Regions from separate parts of the Homo sapiens genome. Here region 2 is linked to region 1. Evidence: read pairs that join two places in POLR2A ChIA-PET (ENCODE). Cell type or tissue: Caco-2. All regions are shown on one strand. Links, peaks and the distances in the headings refer to the core of each region. The heading gives the core; the rest is flanking DNA.

What was found. Peaks named below come from ENCODE experiments on the same cell type or tissue, not always from the same donor. Only the 100,000 strongest peaks of a DNase experiment are listed, where the experiment ranks them.
Region 2: POLR2A ChIA-PET joins it to region 1 with 10 read pairs; 2 of 35 experiments call an interaction of 5 or more read pairs at or near these places.

Annotation. Positions count from the first base shown.
Region 1 is chr6:42,913,261-42,916,330 of GRCh38, reverse strand. It overlaps PTCRA (pre T cell antigen receptor alpha), which reads right to left and starts at 278. Exons shown (of 4, transcript NM_138296.3): 1 at 204-278. The coding sequence starts at 261. In Caco-2, for the core only: no CTCF peak of the experiment used is centred there; no DNase peak of the experiment used is centred there.
Region 2 is chr6:43,445,522-43,448,720 of GRCh38, reverse strand. ABCC10 (ATP binding cassette subfamily C member 10) reads right to left here. Exons shown (of 22, transcript NM_001198934.2): 15 at 2,779-3,122; 16 at 2,275-2,444; 17 at 1,313-1,473; 18 at 784-1,037. Among named protein-coding and RNA genes, the nearest start is that of DLK2, 8.4 kb to the left of the region's middle. In Caco-2, for the core only: no CTCF peak of the experiment used is centred there; no DNase peak of the experiment used is centred there.

The sequences.
Region 1 (3,070 bases), core at 1-2,500:
CAATGGGAAGAGTATAGTGGGGACCCTCTATATAGGGTCCCCTCCCCAGAGGTCCCCTCCCCAGAGGGACCCTCCCCAGAGGTCCCTAAATATCTCTTGTCCTGCCTCCCTGCAGCCCATCAGTACCCAGGGAGGTCCAGAGTGAGGGGATGGGCTTCGGCAGACTGAGGAGGGACAGAGAGGAAGGCAAAGAGGGGGCTCACCTGTGGGTAGGGCTGGACACCCAAGGGCCAGGAGAAGTAGCAGCCATGTACCGGCCATGGCCCACTCGGAAGGAGGCAGGACCCAGCTGCAGACCTGAGTTGCGGCTGGGGGAGGAGGCACCCACAAGACTGCCTTCTAGGCCACAGGCCCAGCTGCACCTCAGCTGCTCTACCACGAGCCGTTTCCCCTGGTGACGGGCCCCTACTCCTGCCCTGGCCCCCAAACCCAATCTTGTCTCACGGGCCAGGGAGCACAGGGTGCCTCTCCCACACCAGGAGCCGGACACCTGCACTCCCTCTGAAGAGACAGCACTTCAGTCTGCAAAGTCCCGCTTCAGGGCAGCTACCATCCACAGGACACGGAGCACCAGGTGGCTTGACAGGGGCTTGACATACAGCCCTTCACTTGATCCACTCAACCACTGAGTTACATTTCACAGGTGAGGCAACTGAGGCTCACAGAGAGTGAGGGACCCGCCCAGGGCCACACAGCTGACAGGTACCAGAGCCAGGGCTTGAACTGTTTTTAGATGGCTGGCTTTATTATAGGCAAAAAGATACCCAGGGCCAGGCGCAGTGGCTCACGCCTGTAATCCCAGCACTTTGGGAGGCTGAGACGAGCGGATCACAAGGTCAGGAGATCAAGACCATCCTGGCTAACACGGTGAAACCCCGTCTCTACTAAAAATACAAAAAAATTAGCTGGGTGTGGTGACGGGCACCTGTAGTCCCAGCTATTCAGGAGGCTGAGGCAGGAGAATGGTGTGAACCCGGGAGGTGGAGCTTGCAGTGAGCCAAGATTGTGCCACTGCACTCCAACCTGGGCGACAGAGCGAGACGCCATCTCAAAAAAAAAAAATAAAAAAAGATGCCCAGTAAACTTTTTGCCATGTTGTTACAGCCCTCCTTTTATTTATTTAATTTTTTTTTTTAGAGATGGGGTTCTTTCTTTGTTGCCCAGGCTAGAATGCGGCAGTACAATCATAGCTCACTGCAGTCTTGAACTCCTGGGCTCAAGTGATCCTCCTTCGTCAGCCTCCTGAGTAGCTAAGACCACAGGCATGCGCTACCACACCCAGCTAATTTATTTTTATTTTGATTTTTTGTAGAGATGGAGTCTTGCTTTGTTGCCTATGTTGGTTTCGTACTCCTGGGCTCAAGCGATCCTCCTGCTCTGGCTTCCCGAAGTGCTGGGAGTACTGGTGTGAGCCACATGCCTGGCATTTATTATACCATTTTAACTTTTTTTTTTTTTTTAAGAGACAGGCTTTTACTCTGTCACCCAGGCTGGAGTGCAGTGATGCGATCACAGCTCACTACACTCTTGAAATCCTGGGCTCAAGCAATCCTCCCACCTCAGCCTTTTGGATTTTTTGGAGACAGTCTGGCTTTATCACTCAGGCTGGAGTGCAGTGGCATGATCTCACCTCAATGCAACATCTGCCTCCCAGTCCCAAGCGATCCTCCTGCCTCACCTTCCCAAGCAGCTGGGACCACAGGCACATGCCACCACACCCAGCTAAATTTTTGTGTTTTTTGCAGAGACTGGGTTTCATCATATTGCCAGTCTGGTCTCGAACTCTTGAGCTCAAGTGATCCACCCTTCAAAGTTCTGGCATTACAGGCATGAGCCACTGTGCCTGGCGTCCTTTTGTTTTTAATCAGACATTCTGTTACAGCAGCCATTCCTTTATTGTTAGACATTTGGGTTTCCAGTTTGGGACAATGGCCATCTTTGTTCATAAAAGCTTTTCCAAATTTGCTTTTTTTTTTTTTTTTGGAGATGGAATCTCTCTCCGTCACCAAGCTGTAGTGCAGTGGTGTGATCTCGGCTCACTGAGACTTCTGCCTCCCGGGTTCAAGCGATTCTCCTGCCTCAGCCTCCAGAGTAGCTGGGACTACAGGCGTGCGCTACCATGCCCAGCTGATTTTTGTATTTTTAGTAGAGATGGGGTTTCACCATGTTGGCCAGGATGGTCTCGATCTCTTGACCTCTCAATCCGCCCACCTTGGCCTCCTAAAGTGCTGGGATTACAAGGGTGAGCCACCGCGCCCGGCTACTTTTTTTGTTTTTGAGACAGGGTCTTGCTCTGTCACCCAGACTGGAGTGCAGTGGTACAGTCAAGGCTCACTGCAACCTCCACCTCCCTGGCTCAAGCGATCCTCCTGCCTCACCCCCAAATTAACCTCTCCAGTAGCTAAGACCACAGGCGTGCGCCACCACCTGGCTAATTTTTTGTATTTTTGTAGAGATGGGATTTTACCATGTTGCCCAGGTTGGTCTAGAACTCCTGAGCTCAAATGATCTGCCTGCCTTGACCTCCCAATGTGCTGGGATCAGACTTGAGCCACCACACCCAGTCCCCCAAATTTACATTTATTTCCTTAAAATTATTGTCTAAAGGCCTCTGTAATTTTTTTGTGGTTTGTTGTTCAACTATTAAAAAATTATTTTTTTCTAGCTGGGCGCGGTGGTTCACGCCTGTAATCCCAGCACTTTGGGAGGCCGAGGGGCGGGGGGTGGATCACGAGGTCAGGGGTTCAAGATCAGCCTGACTAACATGGTGAAACCCCGTCTGTACTAAAAAATACAAAAATTAGCCAGGCATGGTGGTGCGTGCCTGTAATCCCAGCTACTCAGGAGGCTGAGGCAGGAGAATCACTTGAACCCGTGAGGCAGAGGTTGCAGTGAGCCGAGATGGTGCCATTGCACTCCAGCCGGGGTGAAAGAGCGAGACTCTGGCTCAAAAAGAAAAAAAAAAAAGAGACAAGATCCTGTTATTTTACCTGGACTGGAGTGCAGTGTCTATTCACAGATGTGATTGTCAAACTCATGGCCTCAGACTACAGAGTAGCTGGGACTACAG
Region 2 (3,199 bases), core at 195-2,694, 530 kb before region 1:
TAGTAGCTGGGTACCTAGAACTGTGCCAGTGCTATGAGCAATACCAAAGAAACCAAAGGCTGGACTCTGTCCTCAAGGTGCCTACATTTCACGGAGGTGCACACACACAAACCAGACAAAACAAATGGGCTAAACTGTGTGGCACTGACTCCAGGGGTGGCAGTGGCTACGCAGGGAATGACCAGAGCGACTGAAAGGGCAGGTGACACTTCAAGGTTGGAGTGGGCCTAGAATTGGGTCCTGAAGACATGATGGAGCTATAAGGTAGGGCCACCACAGCTTAGAAGAGAAGGCAGAAGAGGCAGGCCTAGGGCTTTAGGATACAGCTTCCCTACCTTTTCCATGTCACCGTACTCAGAGAAAATGATACTAGGTTGACCTGGAGGTAAGGAAGGGTTGTATACCCTCCAGTGAGGCCACCTGAAGCCAAGGGCAACCGGTTCAGGTCTCAAGCTGTCTGAAGCACTGCCTGCTGAGCCTAGGACTCAGGGGATCAGTATCTTGGGGCACAAGAGTGGAGGGTGTATGGTAGGAAGTACAAGAAAGATGAAGCTGGAAAGGTGGCCTGGGTCAGGGCGAGGAAGACCTTGAGATCACCAGCCATGAATCTGGACCTGGGCACTAGGAGTTCGCTGTCCTTGCCTGCTCATCCTGTCCTCCATTTCAGCCCCCTGATCAGCCCTGGCTGCTGTGAGTTTATATAAAGCCTTCCTGGCTATGCCCTCCTCTAAGTGCCAGTAGTTCTGGTTCCCCCTTCCCCTCCCAAGTCCATCTCCCCCAGACCTGAGCTGGGCCAGCTCCAGCTGGCTGGTGTCCACGCCGTCCAGCAGCACTCGCCCTGAACTGGGCTCTAGCAGCCGGAAGAGCACCAACAACAGGGAAGACTTGCCGGAGCCTGTGCGGCCCACGATGCCCAACTTCTCTCCAGGCTGCACGCAGAAGGTCACTCCATCCAGGGCATTCGGCAGCCCTGGCCGGTACGCCAACACCACGTCCTGGAACTCCACGCCCCCCTGGGTCAGCCAGCCGGTGCCCAGCTGGTGGGGTCCATGGGTGGGAGACAGACGGGGAAAGGGAGATAGGGGAGATGAGGAGCGATGGTGAGGAGGGGAGAATAATGAGAAATGGACAGTGTGAGAGGAATGAGAGAATGAGAGATGGGGAAGAAGGGACATGGTGAAGAATTGTGGTCATCATGAAGAGAGGTTATGGGAGCTGAGAAAGATGGGTGGGCAAAAAGAAAGGAATTGTGAGGGAGACTGGGGCCTTCAGGGTTCCAGAGCTTTGGCCTGGGGTGGGGGTACAGGCCCACCTGCAGTGGCTGGCCCTGGGGTTCCTGGGGCAGGTCACAGGTGTACTCTTCCAGCCGCTCGACGCTCACCAGCATGGCCTCTGTCTGTGTGAAGCTGCTCACCAGGCCCGAGAGCAGGCCCGTCAGGGACAGGGCATAAGACAGCGACAAGCCCACCAGCCCTGGGGGAGAGAAGTACCAGCTGCTGGGAGAGCTTGGACACCGGGACGTTTGTGGGAGACTCCCCAGGCTGTGGACTGCTGGCATTTAAAGGAAGCAACAGAGGCTGGGCGCGGTGGCTCACGCCTGTAATTCCAGCACTTTGGGAGGCCAAGGCAGGTGGATCACGAGGTCAGGAGTTTGAGACCAGCCTGGCCAACATGGTGAAACCCTGTCTCTACTAAAAATACAAAAATTAGCTGGGCGTGGTGGCAGGCGCCTGTAATCCCAGCTACTTGGGAGGCTGAGACAGGAGAATTGCTTGAACCCAGGAGGCAGAGGTTGCAGTGAGCCGAGATCGTGCCACTGCACTCCAGCCTGGGCAACAGAGCGAGACTCCATCTCAAAAAAAAAAACAAAACAAAAAAGCAACAGAGAAGCAGGAGGGTGATAGGACCTAGCCAGGAGCACAGGAGGCCAGATGCAGGGCAGGGGGTGGGCCTGGAGAAGCTGGGAGGGACGGCATGTGGGAGACTGAAGCGGGCTGGGGCAGTGTGGTGGGGACGGGGTGGAAGCAGGGAAGGGACTGAGACCAGCAGCTCAGAAGACTCATTCTAGTCCCCAAGCCACCACCACCTGGGCAAGTCCCTCCTGGGGATTGTCTCCTCAACTCCAAACGGGGGTGATGATGATAATCATGATACATCCTCACAGGGAACCCTGGGTGGGAGGTGAAAATGTTGGGGGGATGGTGCAGGGAGAGATCTGGGAGAGCGGTGGACTAACTTGTGGATGAGGTAGGGGTGAGGGGTCCTGGGTGGCACCTGGGTTAGCGAGGCCCTGCTGGTGCTGCACCAGAGCGATGCCTGCGATAGCGCTGACCACTGCCGCCCCCATGAGCTGTAGCCGAATGTCCAGCCACTGCATTGTGGCACTGGTGGCAAACTGGCACCTCTGGTTTAGCTCAAGGAGTCGCAGGTTCTCCTCCTCAAACCTAGGGAAGGCCAGAGGGATGTGAAGCCACTCCACTGTTGCCCTGAGCCACCCAGCCTCAGGGCCTCAACAGGGAAGGCCCTTATTGAGCAGCTCCTTCTTGGGAGCTGGTCTGTATACCCACAGGCCTCCCTCAGGGCTGCAGATGCCAGTGTGCTCTTTCAAAGTGGGGGTCCACTCTGCCTCCCTATCTCCTTCTTCTGTTGCTTTCCTCCTTCCCCATCCCTTGTCCCCAGGAGGGCTGAACCAACCATACCCTGCATATTCCTCTTCTTGGGGGTCTCTCTTTTCCTCTCCCCCCAACACCTCATCCCCCTGGGCTCTGGTTCACACACCTGTAGGTGGCCCCTGTGGCCCGGAGCACAGAGAGGCCAGCCAAGGTATCGGCCAGATGGCTATACAGTGGAGACAGGGTGAGGCTGCCCAGGCGCCGCAGCTCCCGTGAGGAGGCCCTGTAGTGGCGCTGCACGTGATAGTACATGATGCTCAAAGGCGGCAGCAGGAGCAGCAGCCAGGGCAGGCCAGAGCCCAGCACGGCCAGGAGCCCCAGCAGGCCTGCCGCGTTGGCCAGGAGGATGTTGAGGATGAAGGGCAGGCTGTCATCCGCACAGGCCACATCAGAGGAGAAGCGGTTTAGGATCCGGCCCGTGGGTGTGGCATTGAAGAAAGTCACTGGTGCCTGGGAGAAGGACGCTGATTGGGCCAGGGCAGAGTCTGGCAGAAGAGGGGTTGGCAGGCAGCACTGGGGGAGGTGGG